3 separate regions of the Mus musculus genome follow, and all the other regions are linked to region 3. A link is a loop called in an ENCODE intact Hi-C map of the cell type or tissue named here. Cell type or tissue: heart. All regions are shown on one strand.

Region 1 (8,000 bases), 88 kb after region 3:
CTATAAAAGAGGCCTGAGTATCTATGTCTGGGTTGTCATTTTAACGCGTTGGTGACCCCCGAATGCTGGTTGTTTCTGCAGAATAAATGGTCTTTGATCTTGTATACTATATGAGTCCCCGGGGTCTTCCTTCGGCGATTCCTGAGCCCTAACACTGTAATCACAGCGCTCAGAAGGTGCAAACAGAAGGATCAGTTCTGAGTTACTTTCAGCTACACAATGAGTTCCAGGCCAGCCTAGGGTAGAGAGTCTGTCTCAGTCATAAACAAAACAAAACCAAACCCAAAAAGCCAAAAACTTTGTTAGTATTTCCAAGAGAGGGGTTTTCAGTCAAGGACATGAAAAGGGGTTCAGAGTGGAACTGGGCTGTGTTAATGGGCGGCAAGGCAACTAAGTAGCAAAATACAAACAATCTAAGTAAAATAAATGAAACAGTGAACCAGATGGAGAGAAATGGTCCAACTCATTTGCCTGTATATAAGCCGGGTGTGGTGGCGCACACCTTTAATCCCAGCACTTGGGAGGCAGAGGCAGGTGGATTTGTGAGTTCTAGGACATCCAGGACTACACAACCAAAAAAAAATTTTTTTTTGCCTGTATATAAAATTGTTCCTTTTTATAGTTCCTTAAGATATCTGGGGCTTTTGCTATCTTCTCTTCCTCCAAATTTGATATAGTTTGACCGTTTTCAACTACCACAGATTTGGGGGTTTATAACAACACAGGTTGGTTTCTAGGCTCTGGAACCGAAAGTTCAATTCAGGTTTTATTCTGGTTATGGAAACATTACATCCTTTCAAAGGCCCCTCTTATATATCAGAGTGTGCCTGTTTAGAGTCTGTCTGTTCTTCCTGCCTCTTTCTAAATTTTTTTTAAAGCTTTATTTAATGTGTTTGAGTGCTCTCTCTGCATGTACACCCATGTGTCAGAAGAGGGCATCAGATCATATTACAGATGGTTATGAGCCACCATATAGTAGCTGGGAATTGAACTCAGGACCTTTGGAAGAGCAGCCAGTGCTCTTAACCACTGAGCCATCTCTTCAGCCCTTGCTGCTTTCCTTTATCTGTGACCATTCTCTGAAGAAAAATATGATTTTTTTCTTCAGTTCTGTGCTTTTGTGATAATATAACACACAAAAAAACCTATTTATTAGCCGCACTTTAAAAAATACTGTTTTAAGTCCAGACGTTGTGGTGCAGGCTTTTAATCCTATCACTCAGGAGGCAGAGGCAGGTGGATCTCAGTGAGTTCAAGGCCAGCCTGGTCTACAGAGCAAGTTCCAAGACAGCCAGAGCTACATAGAGGAACCCTGTCTTGAAAAACAAAACAAAAAAATACTATCTGCCGGGTACAGTAGTGCATGCCTTTAATCCCAGAGTTGGGGAGGCAGAGGTGAGTAGATCTCTGTGAGTTCAAAGCCTGGTGAGTTCTAGGATAGGTATAGCTACCTAGTGAGAATTGGTCTCAGAAAACAAAAGCAAACAAAAAACTACTATGCATCTTGACTGGTTTTGTAGAAGTGACAAACAGGATTTAATTGCTTTATTGAGGTATAATTGGCACATAAGAGGTTGTAATCATCTAGTGTGTTTTCTTGGTTAGGATTCCATTGCTGTGAAGACGCACCATGAATAAGGCAGCTCTTATAAAAGACAGCATTTAATTGGGGCAGACATGGTGCTAGAGAAGGAGCTAAGAGTACATCTTGATTCAAAGGCACTGAGAAGGGTACTCTCTGTGCACTGGGTGGAGCTTGCATATCTGACCTCAAATACCACCACCACAGTGACACCTACTCCAACAAGGCCACACCTCCTAATAATAGGCCAAGCATATTCAAACCACCACAAGCATATCATGCAGTGTATGTGATGAAAGTCACATCAGGAACAAAACTGAAAACAGTCGTTATGCCAGTTTCCTTTGGGTCCTTGAAACCTGCTTTTCTTGCCCCTCCGTGCCCACACCATCACTTTTTGTCACTATGTGCTACTTCCTAGTCCCTAGATTTTCTTTTCCAAGATTTATTATTATTTATGTGCATTGATGTGTTTGCCTGCATGTTTGTCTGTGCAAGGGTGCCAGATCCTCTGGAACTAGAGTTACACTGGTGAGCTGCCATGTGGGTGCTGGGAATCGAACCCTGGTCTTATGGAAGAGCAGCCAGTGTTCTTACCAGCTGAGCCCTCTCTCCAGCTCCCATTTCCTTTTAATTCTCTTAGCCAGATATTTTATGTACAAGGAGAGGCTGGCTTTCACTTCTCAGAGACTCAGTCATTTTATAGCATCTATCAGTAGTTCACTTCGTTTTATTACTGGCTAGTTTCCCACTCACATTAGGCTATTTGCGATGTGTACAGGTGTGCTTGTTGTCATTGCAAATATAACCGCTGTAGCTATAGAATATTTATTTACAATTTCTCTCATGCTTATATGAATGTTTTCATTTCTTTTTGATAGATAACTTAAACAGTTGGGTCATATGGTTGTAGTATGTTTAGCTTTTTTTTTTTTTTTGAGACACCATCTGTCTATATAGCCCTATCTGTCCTGGAACTTCCTGTGTAGACCAGACTGGGTTGAACTCTGCCTTCTAAGTGCTGGAATTAAAGGTATCTGCTACCATGTTTAACTATATTCAACTTTTGTAGAAGCTGTCAGTCCATTTCCCAAGGTTGTGCTAGTTTAAATTCCATCAGGAACATATGAGAATTACAATATTATTTAACTTTTCTTTTGTTTTGTTTTCCTTTGGAAACAATGTCTCACGCTGTAACCAAGCTTCCCTGAAAATGTGTATGTAGCTCAGGCTAGTCTTCAATTTGTGGCAATCCTGCTGTTTCTGTCTCCTAAGGGCCTACAAAAATTAGATTTTAAAACTTTAAAGGTACCCATGATCACTGCTTGAACAGTCACACAATATTAGATATGGAACATTATGACTTAGAAAAATGATTTGCGCATTTAAGGAGCCCGCAGCATACTAAATAGGCACTCACACACACACACACACATACACACACACACACACCACACTCACTCCACTGTGTGATGTGAGTACTGGCTTGGAGGACCAGATAATGAGTGTGACAGTAGCTAAAGGATTGTAATGATGAAAGCAGATGGATGAGAAGGATCTGTACCTTGGATGTTTAGGACAATGGGGAGGAGGGAGTGAGAAGGAGGAAGGGAAGGGAGAGGGAGGTGCCACAAGATAATTCTCTACCACGGTTAAATTACAATGCTGATCCCACATACGGCACACACCTGTTCAAATGAACCAACCAGTGCCTTTATGATAATCAACAGGTCTTTGGAGATGTCTGTTGCCATCTTTATCAGTTAAGTTATTGCTGCCTATCAATTTAAACCAAAATGAGGTGGCAATCACTTATTCTTTCTTTTAGGCCGATGGGTCAGTGGGGCAGTTTTGCTGATGTGAACCAACCTGACCCTTGCCAGCAATTCTGAGTTAGCCAGGAAGGAAGTCAGTATGGTGGCTTTGTTCCTGGTCTACATTGTACTACATTTGTTCTCCATTATTCCCTCCTGCCCACCAGTCCGGGCTTCTTATCAAGTTTCATTGCATTTTTCTTTGCTCAATACCATTCCCCCAGCCAATGCAGATTCAGGGAGAGTGGAGATGCAGGTACTGTAAAATTTGTGGACACATGGAAAGGTGGAAAAATTGGAGTCATTCTGTATTTACCTGATCATCAAAGTCCCACTTGCATGTCATCTAGAAATTAGCCTACCCTAAAAATTGAGCAAAATAAGTCCTCAAGAGCCAGTTCTAAGACACTTGGGTATCTGGTTGTCAAGTTCACAGCAGAGTAGCTTTTAAATTAGCTACTTAGCCACTCCCTCAATGTTTTAGACCATCACGTCCAAAGCATTAGCATAGGAGATAGGAAAACTACAGTGCTGTTTTTAATGTTTCAATAAATGTATAATTCATTTTACAAGGATCTCCCTCCCAAACACACCCAAACAAATGTTCTTGGAGTAACATATCCTGTAAACAAGGATTTTCAGCAGCCTTCAATGGTCTTTTCAAAGCAAAAGCAGCCGAGAAAAAGCTATTACTTTGTTTCCTGTGCATCTCGTGGAAAAGATCTCTTGTCCAAATCACAAGGTCCTCCTCCACAAGCTTTACTGTCTCTTCCCTGGAAACCTGCCTCCTTGTCCCGCCCACTTCCGCCCTTTGCGGTCAAACCCACCTCCTCCATCCCAAAGGTCCCACGTGAAGACTCCCAGGAAATCGGATTTTAAATAACAGGGCTGGATTTTTGATGAGTAGGTGAGCAAAGATGACCTTAGAAGGTACGGCTCCTCCGGCTCGCTGTCAGGGCGGGGCGAAGAGCCTTGCGGAGGCGGGGCCTGAGCTGTGCCTGCCCAGCGCGCGCGGTTTACGTCACTAGTCTGCGCCCAGGTTTCCCGGCAGGTTCTCGGCGGCTCTTCTGGTGCTGGCCGCGGTGCGGCCGAAGGCTGTCCGAGGTAGGCTCCTCTCGGCTCTCCCATGGAGGAGGCGGCGCTCACTGCAGTCTCGGATGCACGAACTTCCCGCGGGACGTCGCCGGAGACGGTGGCTGTGTGCGCGCAGGAGCGAGCTGCCTGCGTGGGGGTCTGAGCGGGCACCGGGGTCGCGTCCCGGAGGGAGCCGAGTCGCCCGCCGGCCTGCGACGGCCCTAAGGTAGCTACTTCCTGTAAGCGAGCTCCAGGGCGGAGCTGCGGGCTGTGTCGGCCGCCTGAGGTCGGAGAAGGGCCCCGGGGCGACTTGCTTTTTCGCGTGTTCTGGGGTGGACGCAGCTTCCCTGGTGATCCGCAGTGAGTCGGATTGATTGCCATTCAATCCGGCAGAAGTCTGGCTGGTTGGCCCTGTCCGGTCGCGTACTCGTTAAGTTCTGCATATCAGTTTTATTTGCCTTCGTGAGTTTTCAGAAGATGGTTTCGGCTTGCTGTAACGTTTTGAGCTTGCTTGACTCAGTTCCCTGGCACTTAATAGGGTTTACACAAAATGCAGGGTTTGGGGTTCCTGCTTCTTTGATTTCTCTACGATAATGGCAAGGCATTTAGTTTAGGAGTGGTCTTGAGTGCAGTTTCTTTAGATTCTATATCATGTGCCCGTTTGATACCATATTAATTATTTTTAAAGTTAAAAGAGGAAGTCTGAGATTTGACGTTTTTCATTCCAGTAAGCTGTATGTAGAAGCTCTTACAGTACTTACTAAGTGAAAGAACAGGAAGGCCAGTAACTATATATCTAAGTATTTAGTAATTTTCTGTCCTTTCACCTACTTCCATATTTTCTTCTTTCCAGGGTGGAACTACTCTGCCGTGGTTAAATACTTTAAATGGGAATAAAGGATAGCGTTTCCAAGAAAATGAGAATGAATAAATCATCTCTGTTTTTTAAAAGAAAGACCATATTAAACTTACATGTAAGTTAAAATTTTAATTTCTAACAGTATTGCTAAGTTAGATCGGAGATTAGGTTCTGTAGTATTTTTTTGTTTGGTTGTTTGGTTGTTTTTTGTTTTGATTTTTATAGAGACAGGGTTTCTCTGTGTAGTCCTGGCTGTCCTGGAACTCACTCTGTAGACCAGGCTGGCCTCCTCTGCCTCCCTAGTGCTGGGATTAATGGCATGCGCCACCACTGCCCGGAGGTTCCTGCCCACCTCTTGTCTAGCTTGTCTTGTTGAGTCAGTAAACTTTAGGTTGATTGAGAGGCCCCATCAGGAAAAATAAGGTGGAGAATGACTGATAATGTTGTTTTCTTTAGTTTTTCACAGATACGGGAAATACCACTACTAGGTGTGCACACACAAGAAAAATGAGCTAAACCTGAAGCTGAGACTGCTATAAGCTTTAGATAGTAGTAAACATTATGTAGAAGTAGACTTAAGAGCTGAACTTTTACAGCCAGGTATGGTGATACAAGCTTGTAATTCCAGCACTCCGGAGGCTGGGACAGGATGATTTCAAGATCAAGGCCAGCCTGGACTCCATAAGGAGACCCTTCAGTTCTAACATTTTAAGATGATATGGCAGTCAGGATTAGTAGAGCCAATCTCTTTTCTGAGTGATCCTCTCATGAGTGCCTAACATTCTGAGATGTGTTTTCTGTGGCTGTCAAGGAGAAATAACACTATCCTCTGATATTGTTTGAAGTGGTAGCCCTTTGATGTAAGGAAAGCAGTTCTACTGACTTTGAAGCTCTGTGAAGATATAAAATGAGTCACATATGATTAAATAGTACCCAATTTTTTTCTATAGAAAATATAAAAAGCTTTACCTAAATCTGACTTATTTGAGGGCATTTGTTGTGGTAGACACAAGAACTCTGTAGAGCGACATGACATGTGATGGTGGGTTGAAGAGAGACTTGCATCAAAGGATGCAAAGTAACAGGTATATAGAGTAAGTTGTGAGATTTAATGTATAACATGAAGGTTATAGTTAGTAAAAATTGTATTAGAGACTTTAAAACTCCCTACTTGACAAACTAAAGTTCTACATACTTCTTTATTGTAGAACTAAGCACATATCTCAGATTAAAACATTCCCAGCTATAACATTTTGTATATAGCTAGTTGTATTGATTTTGTATAGATAAATTTGAAATTAACACTTGTATAAAGTTCTGTGAGGACTTTAAGTAAGAATAAATGGATTGCAGGTGTGTTCATATTTTTTGGCTTTGTGTCTTGCTTATAGGGCTCCTGTGTGGTCTAACATGTAATGTTGGAATGTTACTCTACTGTGGTATCTCACATAACTTTGCTCACTTAGACTCAACCATAGTAATCTTTCCTTTCCCAGAAAACAGCATACCTGCTCTTAAGTAGAGCCTGCGTTTATAGTGCCACTTTGTTCTTTTTCCATCCCTTTCAAGTCTGCGCAGTGTTACCTCATCAAGGCCTCCTCCCTTAGCGCCTTAGTGTGCATTATTTTTCACCATGGCATTTACCACATTGCAGTGCCCTTTTATTTCTTGTTTTACCTTGCTTCTGTCTGGGAGGTAACTTTCATGAAGACCAGAGTTTTGGTCTGTGTTTTTCTTCATGGCTCTATCCCCTTGTTCATACATTATGTACTCAGAACACCTTTGTTAGTTTAAGTAAATGTGATTTATAGGCAAGCCCAGTTTTTCACTGAGAGCCACAGCGAAGGAGGTTATGATCTATATAAGTAACCTTAATACAGGTTAGGAAATTCAGAATGGAATAGGCTAAAGTCTAGGGAATTCAGGAAACATGGTAGTTACTTTGGCTCCTGGAATTCAACTAGGAATTGCTTACAGGAGTGCTTTTTGGTTGGGCCCTTTGCAATGAAGCCGGTAAATAGACAATTAGGAGTAGATTAAAGTGGTAGCCATGGAAAGAACACAAGGTGTGTGAAATACAGTATTAGGAACTAAGATTTAAAAGTTAGGTGTGAGCTGGGCGTAGTGGTGCACGCCTTTAATCCCAGCACTTGGGAGGCAGAGGCAGGCGGATTTCTGAGTTTGAGGCCAGCCTGGTCTACAAAGTGAGTGCCAGGACAGCCAGGGCTACACAGAGAAACCCTGTCTCGAAAAACAAACAAACAAACAAACAAAAAAAAAGTTAGGTGTGGAACAAAGGAAAGGTCTTAGTTATTGGTAACTACATTGGGACCCCCAATGTTAGCTGCAAGTTACCTGCTGTGACTAGGCGGCATCCTTTGAGAAAAGGGTAGAATAAAGGATGGCACCTCACCTCTTGAGTCTGGTTCTGCTTCCTGCTTGTTATTACAAGTTATTTAATGTCTCTACCCGCCCGTTTTTCTCATTCCTAGCTTCTTCCACTTAAAGAGTTAAATGTCCTGCTTTGTTAGTCACTACCTTGATACAGGGTCTCTCACTGAGCCGGTAGCTGTGCTGGTAACAAGTCTGAGAAGTCCATTTCTCTGCTTTCTCTCTCCTGTTCCCAGTGCTGCCATTATAGGTACTGATGAGGCCATACCCAGCTTTTTTT
Region 2 (8,000 bases), 260 kb after region 3:
GGGTCAGTATTTTTTTTTTTAAATAAACCTAAAAGTCTTTTGATTTTCTTTCACTAGAAACCACACTGCCAAGACATTTCAAGTTTCAACAGATCTTTGTTATGACTCTCATAAACCAATCAAATCTATCTAATGAAAAGTACTATTTTTGCATGTTAGCCTTTCTATGACCCAAATTTCTGAGTCTTTCCTTGTTCATAGCACTGATGTCTAAACTGTAATGTTAGCTATGCAGAAAAAGTTAATGGAGATCCAAGTAGCCGAAGCTTTGAACATTCTCCAAGAAGGCTTGTTTTCATGGACGGCTTGCCAGCCAACTGCTAGTTAACAGTTCTTAGGATTTTTAACTGGTTAATAATAGGGAAAGCTCACATCTAGAATCATACTGTCCTATTTTTTTTTTTAAAAAAAAATTGGTATTTTTGAAGAATTATGGGCTTTTCTTTAGGAAATCTGGAACTTCAGTCAATGTAGCCAGGAAATGCTTTGTTTTAGGTATGTTGATGGTATGCCTTGGTATGTAGATGGCCTTGAACTTGCAACCCTCCGGTTCTCTGTTTCCTTACACTAAGACAACAGGTACAAGATTCAATGCTAACATTCACAAATGAGAGAAAGCATGCGATCTTTTTTCTGCTGGGTCTTGATGATCTCTAGCTCTATTTGCTCGTGAATTTTCTAATGTCATTCTTCTTGAGGGCTGAATAATATTCCACTATATAAATACACTACATTTGCATTATCCATTCATCAGCTGTAGGATAGTAGGCTGTTTTCACTTCCTGGCTATTGTGAGAGTAACAAAGACTAGGATGAGCAGGAACCTCAATGGCAGAATATCGAGTCCTTTGGCTGTGTGCCCGAGAGTGGTACAGCTCATCATGTGGAAGATTTGTAGTTTTGGAGACAGAAACTGTTCTCTGTCCACAACAGGGCAGGTGTACAAGGCCACATACTCATGACTACAGAGGCAGCACAAATGAAAATTTTATGCATTAGAATAAGAAAGGACACAAATTGGGTGTGTATGGAGGGATGACGAGGAGTTGGAGTAGCAGTGAATATGGCCAAAACTCACTGTATGAAATTCTCAAAGGACCCAATAAACACCACCACCAACAAAGTAGAGCACATGTGCACATAATACAAACCCTCAGAGCACACAACAAATGAAGTAATCTCCATTTAATTTTCACCAGGCATCACTTAGCCTTTTGAGAAGTACATCATTAGGCAGCTTTGGTGTTGAGTGAGAGAACCTCCTTGATGACACTTACAGAACCCTAAAGGCATAGCCTATCATGCATGCGCTTCGTTTCTGCTTTCTGCTCTAGTCATCTCTTTCCTGACTGGAATCTAGATGAGTTAATGGTAATAAACGATAGAAATGATGATGCTAGACTAAGAAGACACTAGTGCTAAGAATTCTTGTAGCAAATCACTGTACCTAAGGGTGGCCTTGGAGCCCCTGACATAATATAAAAGCACATTTGGGATACGGCTGCTATCTGAGAAATTCAAGGTAGCCAAATAGTGCTGATTTCTGTAACCGTAGTAAATTCCAAGTGAGACAGCAAACAAGAGCACACTGCTTATGTCCTACCAAACCTGAGGCCACAGCTACCCCATTCTCTCTGAGGCCCTGCTCCAGTCAGGGGATACTACTAAATAGAGCGTTCATGAAGAGATAACACAGTGATGATAATTATACTGCACAGAGTGACTGCAAAAGCCCGGCAGTGAGCAGTGGTGGCCCACGCCTATAACCACAACATTCTGGAAGCAGAGGCAGGTGGGATCTCTGAGTTTGAGGCCAGCCTGGTCTACAAGGTGGGTTCCAGGACAGTCAGAGCGTCACAGAACCCTGTCTCGGAACGACAAAGAGCAGCAACAGCAACAAGAGTGACTACAACTGGAGAGCTCACGGCTGAAGGCTTACCTTTATTTTCTCTGTGCTGGGAAGAGATGCATTTAGGAACTCCTTAGTTAATCTCTTCCAACTAGCAGCTTTGTTGAGATCAGAATGAATGGTGAATTTTTCATAAATTCTAAAATGTTAAAAAAAAAATCAATTAGTACCTAAATAGCTTTTGAGAACGCATCAATGAATACATATAGACAGAGAATCAACATACCCTTCTATTGTTTTTTCTACTTTGTGACTGTTGACATCCAAGAAACGATGAAATCTGGTAAAGATAAAATACAGTTTTTAATGTCAGTGTCACATGGCAGTATTTACTGTCAGGTAGCTAAGTATACTTGAGTCACAGCTCTCCATGTCCCTGCATATGTCTGACACCCCTGACAACCTGTCCTCTGGCTCCTTTGTCTTTTTATATGTCCCACAGTTATGTTCAGTATAACATATTTTCCTAGGGTTTTTGCTAGATCTTGCTATGTGGCTCTGAGCTCACTAGGAAGCTAAGGATAGCCTTCAACTCACAGCAATCCTCCTGCCTGAGCCACCCAAGTGGGTATACTTTTTAGTGCAAAATTCTGATGTAATTATAGGCATACATCATTGTGACTGGATTTTCTTTGTCTTTTTAATGTAAGAGAGAAGCCCAGTGAAATCTTAACATTTGTCCTCTGAATAATTCTGCTAAATGTACAAAATGAAATACAAAGAAAAGCAAACATATTCATGTACAATTATCAAATATTTAGAAAGCTTTGAAAGGGTCTGGAGAGATGCCTCGGGGGTTAAGAGCCCACGCCATTGCTCAGGGTCCCCAGGTTCTATTCACAGCACCCACAGGCTGTTTATAATCCCAGTTCCAGGGGATCAGCTGCCTTGGGCACCAGGCACACACATGCACACGTGTACACAGAGTCAAATCATACACATAACATCATCAACAACAAAACCTAAAATTTAGCAGTGGGACCAAAGGCTGTCATTAATGTAACAACGAACAACATGTGGAAATAAAGCAACTGTAACACAAGGTGACTGCCACATGTTTTCTACGGGTGACACTGGTGACAGAGTGTTATAGGTATGCTTTTAGTACTTCTGTTATACTATGCAGCATCTATGTCTCTTCCCAACTCTAAAATGACTATCCCCTCCCTCCTATCTGCCACTAGAAAAAATACTTGTGGTACATCTGCTTTTCGAGTTACCTGACTTCTTTGAATCCTTGTTCTTTCTATAGGTTATAACTAGAAATTGCACTTGTGGTTTTGGATCGTTGGCTTGCTTCCCATCAACCTGAGAGGTCTGTAGTCTCACGAACTAGGCAGACACTCACGTCCTGCGCTTAGAATCAGGATCACAGTCTGACAAACTGTTCACTGTTTAGGGTGACTTCTACTAGACATGCTATGTGTTGCTCAATAGTAGAACTTGAATTTGTTTTATGCAATGCAAAGGGAGGACACAGAAGCGGGGAAACTTGTAAGTGGTCCGAGCAAGAGAAGAGGGGGGTTGGTGAGACAAACAAAAAACAAAACAAAACAAAAAACCCCCAAAAAACCTAACAGGATGTGATCAGAATTTGGCGCTAAAAATTCACTTTCCCAGCCATCAAATGACTTTTGATGTGCACCGTACTGCGTGCGGGTGAGCAGAGTCAACAGCTCTCTAGGAATGTGCCGCTGCAACTGCGGGTTTCTCGCAAGGGCACCTAAGGGGAAACCAAGGCACAGCAGCTGCAGCAGACGCAGGGGTGCCGGAGGCCGCACTCCCGACCCGGACCCGCCCGCCCGCGCGACTTCAGCTCGTAGCCGCGATCCCACACCTGAAGTTGGACCAGACGAAGTCCAGGGCCAGCTGGAAGTTGGGGTCCGCCTCGTCCTGCAGCCCCGTAACCTGCCGGACGAGCTCGCACACATCATGCTCCAGCTGTCTGTCCATCCGGCTCCCGGACGACTTAGGCCGGGCCATTGCCGCGGCGTACCTATCAGGATCTCTGCTAAGTGGCGACTGTTCTCGCGAGAGTTCCGCCCGTCCCGGCACCGGGGTTTCGAGATGTGGAGGATGTTTCCGCGAGAGTTCCGGCAGCCCCGGAGCTGTGCCTGGGAAAGGTGCTGATGGGAGTGGATGCTGGTTGCTGGATGCGGTGCGTCCGTGGGTGGGGAAGAGATGTGCTCTTTCTGCTTGCACACCGGGAAATCCGAGAGTCTTCAGACAGCTAACCATTATTTATTATTAATCATTGTTAATAAGGGACTCTGGATACTCCTGATTAACGATTTAAATTCTGATGCATTTTGAGCCAACCAGTTTTTTGGTTCCAGGGTATAGTTTCCGACATTTTTGAACATCGTGACTTATTTGTTCATGCTCCGGCCTTCACTTTCTCCTCCAGACGACCTAAACTGGGCTCTCAGAGCTCCCCAACTAAACACATGCTTCTGATTAGACCAGGAACATATGGTTAAAGCAGCGATAGTGCCCATTTATGTATTACAATGGCTCTGAACCTTCCAAATGCTGTGACCCTTTAATATAGTTCCTCTCGCTGGGATGACCCATAACCATTAAATTATTTCGTTGCTACTTCATAGTTATACTTTTGCTAGTTTACGAATTGTAATGTAACTATCTGATGTGTGATCCCTACTGCGGGTCACTGCCCACATGCTGAAACTGCTGGTTTATTAGTAAGGTGGAGATGTATGTGAGGGCCAGCTGTCTGTCACCCACTTGATGGCCGGGGATGCTTTTCTGTTACTGTTCTTTGTGCACCCACAGCTTTGGGTTAGGCCGACCTTCCCTATGGAGGACTTGTCCTTGTTACAGTACAGGCAGTTGTGCTTTCTTGTTAGAACCCTCGAACAAGTTCTCAAGAAAGGGAAAGTGGCTCTGAGTTCAAGGCCAGCCTACAGAGTGAGTTCCAGGACAGCCAGGGCTATACAGAGAAACCCTGTCTCGAAAAAAAAAAAAAAAAATCAGAACAAAACAACCAAAACAACAACAGCAACAACAAACCCAAAACAAAACAAAAAAAGCTGGCTTACTTAATAAAGTTGCTGGCTGTCAGGCCTGGCTGCTTGCATCCCATCGTGTGGACTCACATGATAGGAGAGAACCATGTCCCATAAGTAGTCTTATAATTCCCATGTGTGCGTACCTCCACCCCATACAAAAATAAATTTTAAAACGTCATTTTCAAAATATAAAAAGGGGAAAGCACTCTTGAGAGCAGACGTGGGCAAAGTCGTCAGAGCAGCAGCTGGAGCCTTTGAGCCTTTATAAATCGTCCGCATTAGGTAGCACCTGCCACCCCAATTGGTACTTGCCTGACTTTTTCTTAGACGAATCCCTCACGAGGAAGGTCTTTGTTGAGGCCAGGCTAAGTTACTCCATATTGAATAAAACAGTTGTTATCCCCTAAGCTGTGCACTGCCCCAGGAGACTGTTTTACAAGAGGCCTTTGACTCCATTCTGCAGCTGAGTAGATCCAGAGAAAGCAGCAGATAGGCACCCGCGTAAAGCAAAGACAGTTAGCTTGTCCCTGGGACTAGAGAGGGAGCCACACTGTAAGTTGAATGGGGGAGACTTGGAACTGTGAAGGCAGACTGACGTATTAAATCTGGCAAACCAGGCACAAGGACTTATCAAACATACCAGATGGAGAAAATGCTGTGTCTCCCTCATGTGGATGCCATAAGTGATAGACACCCACCACTGTGATGTTATGGCTGCACACAAACCTATTATATGGTGTGTGCATCAAGGACTTGGCTAAGTCCCCCACTGTTGATGTAGCCTCCCCACTGCCTCAAATGCCCAGTTGTTCTCCTGCTGATCTGGAGCTAATCTGCAGTGCTCTGATCCTGACTTATTTTCTGCTACAGACCAGGCTTGCTGTCTTCATCCTGAATCCAGATTTCGCAGCTTCACACTCAAGCCTGACTCGAGCAGCTTCACCAGCAGTTTCTACCACTAGCTTTCTCCTGGCACTGGTCTGACTTGTTTATACAGATCTTTTCTCCATCCACTTCTGAAACCTCTTGTACTCATTCATTCTGTAGCCTACACACACACACACACACACACACACACACACACACACACACACAGGGAGACAGACAGACAGACAGATAGACAGAGATAGAGACAAGGACAGATTTGGATATATTTATTGTGTGCTGTGTGATATGAGACTTGATATTGGTAATTAAGGTTGGAACTTGTATTCATCTAGGCGGATGTGTTTATAAAAAGATAAAGAGAGGAGGGGATATGTTCTATGGAGCTGTGGTGAGGTATGGAAGAAGAGGGTGTCTCAGCAGGCCCATAGAATAGAGTTTATTCAGGGCATGGGGAGGGGAGTTAAGAGGGTAGTAGAGTCAGAGAAAGGCAGAGAGAGAGAGAGGAATAGAGAAGAAGAGGAGTAGAGGAGTAGAGGCTGGCCATGAGCACGTGAAGAGAGACGGAGAAGGGAATGGGGAGAGATGGGGGAAGGGACAGAGTGGGAGCAAGAAGGGAAGAGCAAGAAGGGGGGGTGTCATTCAGCCTCTTTTATAGTGGGTCAGGCCTACCTGGCTATTGCAGGGTAACTGTGGGGAGGAGCATACCTGGCTCCTGTTGCCAGGTATCTCTGTGGGGTTGAGCTTAGACAGAATGCTAACATAGGCTACCAAGATTTTATGGCAAATTGCTGTCATTAAAGCCAGAAAGCCTTGTGAATTTATTGCTATTCAATAAACTCTGACATTGTGGAAAGACACACCACAAGTGTGCCTATGTTTAATCTGCCAACTGGCTTGAGCTCTCTCCCGGTGTTGTGTAAAGCTCAGATGAAGAAGCGTCCAGTTTCCCTGAAAACAGGCTTGCTTTGTATGCTAATTTGGGTGCTGTTGTCCCCATTCTCCTGTCCCCATTCTCTTGTCATATCCTTATACACAGCTTTGGGGCATTAAGAAGAAGGCCCATAAGACTATCTCTTGACTGAGTAGTAGGCTTTGGTTTTCTATAGCAGTTGACTGAAATCAACATGGTAGGGAGTTTGGTTTGAAACTTGTTACGTAGCCAGGTGTGGTGGCACACGCTTTTAATCCCAGCACTCGGGAGGCAGAGGCAGGCGGATTTCTGAGTTCGAGGCCAACCTGGTCTACAAAGTGAATTCCAGGACAGCCAAGGCTACACAGAAAAACTCTTGTCTCAAAAAACCAAAAAAAAAAAAAAAAAAAAAAGAAACTTGTTACATGTCTTAGGAGACACAAAACTTTACAAGATTATGTCAGAGACCATCCCCTGAGAAAGTGAGCCCTTCACAATCTCCCTAACAGGCCAAATGGCCTTGTACTAAGAGCTGGTTATCACCCCCCTTCCGCCCTATTCCCTTCCTGGCACCTGAGGCTGTAAAGCTGAATTATAGTCCCCTCTCCCCTATCTCTTCCTGAGTTCCCATGACATCCAAGGACATGAGCTGTGCCTGAGCCCAGCCTGACCCCCAAGGCTGTCAAGGAGGATCGATGTTCCAGAGATAAGATCCAGAGTGCCCGCTGCCTGGCGCCTGACTTCGGCCCCCATGTCAGCAGATGCTCGTTTCTTTGTTCTTTGTATAATTCTCCCTAGACCCCTCCCATATTCCCTGCGATGTATGCTTTAAAAAGAAGGCACCTCAGCATAATAAACGAGACCGTGATAGGTACCCTTCCTGGTCTCCTATTCCTCTTTTTCTTCCTTCCATCTCCTTCCAGATTTGCGGTCCCCCTCACACCCACGAATAACTGAATCCCGCAGGACGGGATAAGATTATTGTCTTAGTTTGGGTTTTATTGCTGTGAAGAGAGACCATGACCAAGGCAACTTTTATACGGCAAATATTTAATTGGGGCTGGCTTACAGTTTCAGAGGTTTGGTCTATTATCATGTCAGTGTGCATGGTGCTGGAGGAGCTGAGAGTTCTCCATCTTAATCTGAAGGCAGGAGGAGAATAATTCACTGGGCATAGCTTGAATTTAGGAGAACTCAAAGCCTGCCCCCCACAGTGACACACAACCTCCAACAAGGTCACACCTTTTCGTTCTTTATTATTATT
Region 3 (8,000 bases):
AAAAACATACTCTTAGCCTTTCATCAAGATTGGAAGAAAACTCTAAAGGTGCAATGCACTAAGTTCACTATGCTCAGTTCCTTTATGTAATTTCCTTTTTGGTTTAATGGAAAAGTACAATTACATCAGATAATAGAAATATGGCCACACATCTTAGGCCTTATATTGTCATTTCAAGAGATATGAAGGAAAGCTAGATGCCTCAATGAATCTACTTAAAAGTTAGGATTGCTAAACATTAAAGTGTGAAGAGACTTTTGACATGTTTGTGTGCATGTGTGTGTATTGGTGCATTACTGTGTGCAGGTACACATACATACAAATGTGTCTGGAGGACAAAATTTGACATTAGGGCTCTTCCTTTTCCATCCTTTCTTTACTGACAGAGACTCTCACTTGAACCAAGCGCCTATCATTCAGACAGTATTGAGCTTGTCTGGGAATCCCTGTCTTTGACTTTAGTCACAGAGATCACAGAAGGGCCATCACAGTCAGTTGACAGTTATGTGTATGATGGAAATCAGAATTTGTGTGTGCAGAGATATATAAAGTGAAGCCTTTGTGTCTGGCTTTGAATGAAATACCTCAGCAAAGCCTTTGGTACATTTGGGTTAATCAGTAGAACCTGAGAAATTGTTTGAACCTTGAAGAACTGTAGTCTCCCTGGAAAGTCTGCACTTGGTGCTACGTGAGAGCTTGCAGCCGCACAAACCTCGGTCCTAAGACGCTCCAGGCAGACCTAGAGGTCTTTTGATTATGGCTAGCCATGGTCGAAGGAGACTGAGATTGGTGTGCATTGTCAGCTCTCTCAGGCAGCAAGGGCAAGATAACACTGATAGTTAGAATCTTTCCCGCCCCAATTAATTTTATGTAATGATTGAATAAAAGTAACTTGAATGAGCTAGTCAGAGACAGTCTTTTTTCAGTAAGGCTGAACCCCTCAGCTCCTTCAGGAAATGAAAGCTTAGCATCTTAGTTAGCCTTTCTCTCTAATGTGGCACCTATGACCAACATCAACCATTGTGTGTCCCACACTTGCAAAACAAGCTCTGACTGAGCCATTTCCCCAGTTCACAATGCCTGTATATATAAGTGTGCATGTGTGTAAATATATATGTGTATATATGTATATATATATTTACACATATATGTGTATATGAATATATACACAAATATGTAAATATACATACACATATTTCTATAGTTACATATACATTTATGTAAATGTATATACATTATTTCGCTTTATATATTATAAATATTTTTATATTTTTTATATTTATATAGGATGCAAGCATATAATATGAATAATACATATTATATAACATGTCATATATGTACTTTATTATTATAAAATATATTAGTACAAATTTACAAGTATACAAATATATTTATAAATAAACATATGTTTAAATAAACATATATTTATATACTTATATATGTATGTGAAAACCAGACAGGTAACTGGCTTGCAACAGGCACTGCATTAAAAACTGCTGGTTGCAAGGAACTAAGCCTGGCATGTTAATATCTTTAAAAAGTAGTCAAGGATCAATGTTTATTATAGACATATTAGAAGTTTTCAGACTTTACTGGACAACAGTGGCACACAGTTGTAATCTCAGCACTCAGGAGACAGAGGCAAGCAGATCTCTGTGAGTTCAAGGTCAGTCTGATCTACAGAGTAAGTTTCTGGACAAACAGGGCTATACAAAGAAACCCCTGTCTCAAAAAAACAAAACAACAACAACAACAAAAAATTCATACTTCAAAAATAACTCCTTTCTAAAATTACTAAAAATTTCTTGGGTATTTCCAACAAAATAAGCTTACCAAAATAAATGTCCTAAATGTATATACATACATACATATGTATGTCTTTCCCACATACTATTTACTGACTACAAGTCAATGAAAAGCCTAAGTAAGAAATGAGGAACTTCTCAATCAAGGAAAGCAACCCCACTCTCCCCAACCCCCAACTCCACATAAAAGTAAAGCTTGCCAGCATAAGATGTATGTGCACTGTCCCAGACAGTGACACTGTGTCTAAGCCTTAGGGAACAACATGCATTCTCCATATTTAATAAGCAATGCTGGGAGAACTGCACAACCACTTTTCCATACTATTTAGACATCTGCATTACCAAACACATATTTCCTCTGATGTATAACTAAAACCTAGTCACTTGTTCTTAGGAGACAGTGGGAAGACTTGTAAAAATAAATATATAAATAAATTTAAAATATCTAAAAAGGGCAAAATACCAGTATCACACTGAATACAGAAAATTATAAAATTATATGTACTCTAAGACTACGCTAAGCTCCCAACTCTTAGAATAATCTCTTTATTGCAACAAGTGTCTCAAAATATGTTAACTCCAAAGAGCAAATCTTGAAGCGTCTGTCCTGGGGTGTGGAGTTGACTAAGCAGGTAAGTCATTGCCAACAAAACCTGACAACCTGACTTTAGGTCCCTGGAGGTCATATAAAAGCCAAACTCAGCGCAGTGTGTCTGTCATCTGTTTTCCTACAGGATGGCAGGAAGCAGAGGCAGGAACATTTCCCGTGGAAGCACGCGGCCAGCCAGGCTGGAGTATATACACAGAGATCCTGCTGCACACACTGCGGAAGTTCAGGACTCACACTGGGGTTGTCCTCCAACCTCTACACACATGGACGGCACATGCACACCTTCCAACAAGAACACACTGACTCACATCATATACACACAAAAATAAGTCTTTAATGTTTTTTAAAGTTTGTCTGACTCTCAGTATTTCAGATATAAAAAAAAAAATCACTTATTTTTCACCTCTCCAATCTGCTTACAAAAGACAAAAAGAAAGCAGACACTAACAGCTAAACTAAAAGAAGTATTTAAACAACAAAGGTTAAGAACTACCAAAGTACTTTCAATCCCTTAGCTCAGTCCTATTACAGCACACCATGAGCAGCAAACCTAGTATCTCCAACAGTCATCTCCAGCAGTCCTCAACACTTGGACTCAGATCTATCAGCACTCAACCCTAGTTTAAAGGGAAAAGGAAATCAAGAGAAGGCAATAACTTTCCATTTATAAAACTCCATAATCAATCGCTGCATACGCTGCCTTACAGTAGTGATTGCTGATAATAAGCTATCCGTAAGACTGTTACAAAAAGTCGATTGTTTGACAAATATTTAATGTGTTCAGCATCCTCGCCTCGAAAAGGAGGAAAGAATACACAGACAATAGAAACATCTCAGACACTTTTTTTAAGCTGGTGATATCCAGATCCAAAAGTACTCTTCCAAACTATTCATAAACAACAGTAGCTTATAGGGAACCATCTACAAAAATTTTATTGTGATCATTTAGTTAATAATTTCCTGATAACACTTGTAATTACTTTATTAAACATTACCATCACAAGCCAGCATTCTGTTTCTCTTGTTCCTGGTGTGAAAATCTGAGCATTTCTCTTAATTACAGATGACATATAAAACCAACAGCTCATCTAAACTGTCACCTCTCCGGGAGAACAAATACAAAATCGCAGAAAATGCTAACTACATATCACTTTCCTGCTTCCCTGCATAGTATCAGGACATACAAAATCAATAGCAAAAATATCAGGACATGCCTTTCATCCCAGGACTCAGGATGCAGAGGCCAGCCAGGCACAGTGAGTTAACAGGGAGACCCTTTCTAAAAATAAGAGGGGGGAAAAAAAGAAAAAGAAACAAACAACAGTCAAGTCTTGATTAAGAATGTTGGCAGGACCTGGGATGGAGTTCAGCTGGTAAAATACCTGCCTAACTATACCACATAATCCCAGCAAGGTGTTAAGGTGCTGCAATGCTAGCACTCAAGAGGTGGAGGCAAAAGGATCGGATGTCAGGTCATCCTCACCTACACTGAGGAGTTCAAGGCCAGCCTGGGAATATGAAACCCTGTCTTAAAAAAATAAACAAATAAAAATAAGCCTCCAGAATAAAAATACTGAAAAATTGCATAACTGGATCTCAAGTTTCTTGCACTTACAACTAACTTCAATTAAGCCACAACCACATAGCATCTCTTCAACAGTCATAATAAATGTCACATTGTAAATTATAAGAAATAATCTTCCTAAGACAAGATCTAATTGCCATTCACTCACACATTCTCCTCAAGCAAACATTTTTTATAGAGACAGGAACACACAAAGAAAAGAGAAAACCATGTTCACCCCACCTGGATATCTGTTTTCAACCATTTGGAGTCAAGGCGAGACTGGGCAGCCAAACAGAAAGACTCAGAAGGCATGTTTCCTCCGGGTGGTCAGACCTGCAAGTCAAACACAAACGCTGGAGCCCTCGAGCTTCTTTAAACTGCTATTTACACCATCCTGCTGTTTAACGCGGCCGAGACAGAACATAAAACAGGGAAGGAGAGCTGGGGGAGGGGACGAGAGGATGAGGGATGAGAGGGAAAGCTGGCCCCAGAACGGGAGAAGGGAGGGAAATACCACTTCCAATAGAGGTAGAGTCGCTGGGATTTCCCAATACGCCGGCCGGACCTACAGTGGTCACCGGCGACCACTGCACAATGTCATCCCACTCCTTTAAATCCAAAGGGACACACACAGACACACGTCAGGAAAAAAAACTCACTATCGCAACGACAAATGACACCAGTGTGCATCAGCCGCTATACCTACAGCAGTCCGGCGGAGTGTGGTAAATAAACAAAAGTCATGTCTGCAGATAAATCTACAACAATCGCCTAAATACTAAAAAGACAGCCGTGACTGCGCGGCCTCCGAGGCGCACAGGCCCTGGTTCCTCCGCGCCAACGCCCGCCTTCCGCCCGCCGCTCTCCGGGCCCCGCTCTCCCGGACCTGGCGCCGCCCGTCTTCGGCCCCTCCGCCCTCCTTCGGCCCAGCTCGGCCAGCCCTGGCGCCGCCTGCTCCGCCAGCCGGCTGAGGGAACACTCCCTGCAGGAGCCGGCCGGCGCTCGCGATCCAGTCTGCGGCCCGAAGCGCACGCTGACGCATGGCTGCGCCCGCCCAATAGCGCAAGGGTGAGAGACGGCTTCAGCCAATGGACGAGCAGCGTCGCACGCCCCTCCCCCAACTTCCGCTTCCTTCAGCACGACTCAGCTTCCTTCTTGAGACTCACCCGCTCAGCGAGAGCCAACCGCAGACGCCGGGAGGTGGGACTTGTGCGCACGCACGCTGGCTTGCCCAGTCCCAACCCTTCCCAGACTGTGTTTGCTTCCAGGGACCCGAAGTTGGTAAGGTATTTGCAGCGGGACGAGGTTCTCGAGGCTCCCTGTGCTTTAACGACAGCGTCCTTTTGGCCTTTGAGTCAGTGGACAGAAGAGGAAATTTAAGAAAAAGTAATTGATCCGGGCCTGGTAGTACTCGCCTTTAACCCTGGCACCAGGAAGGCAGAAGCAGGTGAATTCTGGGTTAAGAGACCCTGGGGGAATGGGGGTGCGGGAGTAAGAAAAGAGCAATTAAAATCACACAAAATATGTTCTCTGATCATCATGGAATAATCAAATAACTACAAATAAAACATAACATAATCTTCAAGCATGTGGAAATTAAACTTTTCCATGAGAAGGCAAAGAAAGGACTTAGAACATTTGAAATAGGAACTGGGTGCGATTTGTTGTTTTAAATACGATGGTTCATTTTTTTCCCACGTGTTAGAAGGCAGCAATGAGGGATATGCCACAGTGGTATGGTGGCCCAGTTGCAACGTTAAAATACCTGTCTTTTGTCATCCTTGGTATGTATCTTCAAACTCACTCCCAAGGGTCAAGGGATTTGCCATAGCTCAGACATCACATCTCTGTTTCAAGCAGCAGGAAGCAGTATAAAAGATCCACAGTCTATCACACCTCCCAAAGACTGTGTGACTCTAATTTACTTCTGCTTCAACTCAAAAGTATCTGAACAAGGTTTCAAATTCAACCACATCCAAAATACAGTTAGGGTGGACAGGGCTTTGAACCTGAGGCATGACAGCATAATTACCAGTAGAAGGTAACACCCGAGGAGGCATCTCTGGCCCTTAGGCTCCCTTCTCATGCAAGACACCCTTCGTCCCTCCACATACTGAAGCATGTTTACCTACGTACATTTTTAGAACTGTGTCTGCTAGCTCTAAAAAAACGATGTTTGTAGTCCATTTTGTGTTGCTGTAACAACATGACTGAATAATAAATACAGGCATTTGTACCTCACACTTCTGGAGGCTAAGTCTAAGAGCATAGCACTGGTATCTGGTGACGGCATTTCTGATGTTGCATAGCATGGTATAGAGGCAAGAGAACCCATGTGTGGCAAGAATACACCAAGCAAACACATCATTTTGATCCATGAGGCATAGTCTACTTGACTTGATCACATCTTAAAGGGTCCACCTCCTAATACTGCGACAAAAACTGTAATATTTCAACAGGAGATCTGAAGGGACATTCAAACCATAGTGAGGCAATGTGGTGAAGTGTCTAGGATGGCAGAGGTTTTGTGTGTGTGTGTGTGTGTGTGTGTGTGTGTGTGTGTCTGTGTGTGTTTATTTGTCAATTTGAAGATTGAGGCAGCAGGAAAAGCAAGGTCTCAAAACTCAGCCAAGATTTCTTGAAACCAGAAACACAGAGAGGGAGATAAGAAAGTACAAAATACACAGAGACAGAGTGAGCTACTAGAGAAGGGACCCAAAGATAGTCTCTGTCAGAGGCAAAATCTTCATATGTTTTGCCAATAAGTAGTTCTATCTCTCTAAACTCGCTGGTTTGGGCTATTGCAGGGAAATGTATAATCTAGACAAAGAAAGGGAGGCTGGCTGTTTCTCCATACTGGACACCCTGTTAGTGGGAGATTTGAAATTCTCACTGAACAGTCTCTCTGATAGGAAAAACCCACTAAGTCTTTATCTTGGAGAGGAGAAAGAAAGCAGGCAGTCAGCTATCTTAAATGTTTCAATAGAAAAAATACATTAATATTCCAAGGTCCCCTTTCTCTTGTGCATGTCTACCAGGGAGCTGTCTATCTTCCAGTCCCTCGGGAAGACTGTCCTTGTCAAATTCTTCATAACTTGGCTCCTATCATCTTTAGGATATTTGTGTTTAAGAACATGATAAGGTGAAACTATTCTTTAGTAATTTAATATACATGGCTGAAGAGATAGCTTGGACATTAAGAATATTGGCTACTTTTACAGAGGACCTGGTTTTAGTTTGTAGTAAAATAATCTTGTGTCACACAAAAGAACACATGAATAAAACAAGAGTAGCTCAGCAAGGTGACTTTTTTTTTTTTTCAAAAAAAAAAAGGGTTCTTGAAATCCCAAGCCAGGCATGCCCAAGGTGCTCCCTGTTATGTATCCCTAAATGCAGGTGATGACTGTATCTCATCCCATTATCCCATTGGAAGGAGCCTGACTTCACAACCACATGATTGGTTAATCAGTGCAAAGAGGGAGATTCAGAGAGTATGAGTTCTTGTCACATTAACTACCTTTGAGGTTAGCAAGCATATGCTGACTTTGTGATGTGTTGATTAACGGTAAATTACTGTTAAGTGATGGCTCAAGCATGACTTAAGGTGAGCCCACCTTACTAGGGTTCCAAGACTCATAGACTTGTCTCAACTGGAATGTAAGGCCTTCACCCTGGCAGTGATTCTATTCTCCTGACAAGCAGTCTTCTCTTAATAGAGCTTTACTGCTCTTTTACTGTTCTCCCTCTGAGGAGATAGAATTATTTAAGCGGCAGATTAGAGGTCACACACATGCACACACTTTCTAGACATCTCTGGTTTCTGGCCAAGGTCAAAGTGCCAAGAGAACCAAGGACTGTTTGTGCTTTTTGGCAAGAGAGAAATGTGGGTGTGTGTTTTGTTTTTATATTATTTTTACCCTGGACTGCCCTAGCTAATTTTTTTTTTACCTTTTTAAATTACACACCCTTCCTCTGAAGAAGTGGCACTCACATGAAGAAATTGGGATAATTACCAGTC

The links. Peaks named below come from ENCODE experiments on the same cell type or tissue, not always from the same donor. Only the 100,000 strongest peaks of a DNase experiment are listed, where the experiment ranks them.
Region 1: a loop joins it to region 3, with 2.2 times the contacts of the local background. A loop is called at or near these places in 9 of 42 quality-filtered maps.
Region 2: it touches region 3 in a loop (4-fold over the local background); 4 of 42 quality-filtered maps call a loop at or near these places.

What each region holds. Positions count from the first base shown.
Region 1 is chr7:55,958,896-55,966,895 of GRCm38, reverse strand. Nipa2 (non imprinted in Prader-Willi/Angelman syndrome 2 homolog (human)) reads left to right here and starts at 4,403. Exons shown (of 7, transcript NM_001256130.1): 1 at 4,403-4,696; 2 at 5,324-5,444. It overlaps A230056P14Rik (RIKEN cDNA A230056P14 gene), which reads right to left and starts at 4,365. Exons shown (of 6, transcript NR_015495.2): 1 at 4,224-4,365. In heart, a CTCF peak has its summit at 4,487; a DNase peak (open chromatin) is centred at 4,355; H3K4me3 peaks cover 1,919 bases; H3K27ac peaks cover 1,704 bases.
Region 2 is chr7:55,790,087-55,798,086 of GRCm38, reverse strand. It overlaps Tubgcp5 (tubulin, gamma complex associated protein 5), which reads right to left and starts at 3,962. Exons shown (of 23, transcript NM_146190.3): 1 at 3,747-3,962; 2 at 2,136-2,189; 3 at 1,940-2,048. The coding sequence starts at 3,892. In heart, no CTCF peak of the experiment used is centred here; a DNase peak (open chromatin) is centred at 3,946; H3K4me3 peaks cover 2,035 bases; H3K27ac peaks cover 1,465 bases.
Region 3 is chr7:56,047,171-56,055,170 of GRCm38, reverse strand. Herc2 (HECT and RLD domain containing E3 ubiquitin protein ligase 2) reads right to left here and starts at 5,016. Exons shown (of 93, transcript NM_010418.2): 1 at 4,869-5,016; 2 at 4,223-4,315. The coding sequence starts at 4,294. It overlaps Gm34121 (predicted gene, 34121), which reads left to right and starts at 5,121. Exons shown (of 3, transcript NR_166588.1): 1 at 5,121-5,429. In heart, a CTCF peak has its summit at 4,928; DNase peaks (open chromatin) are centred at 4,410 and 5,070; H3K4me3 peaks cover 2,616 bases; H3K27ac peaks cover 1,774 bases.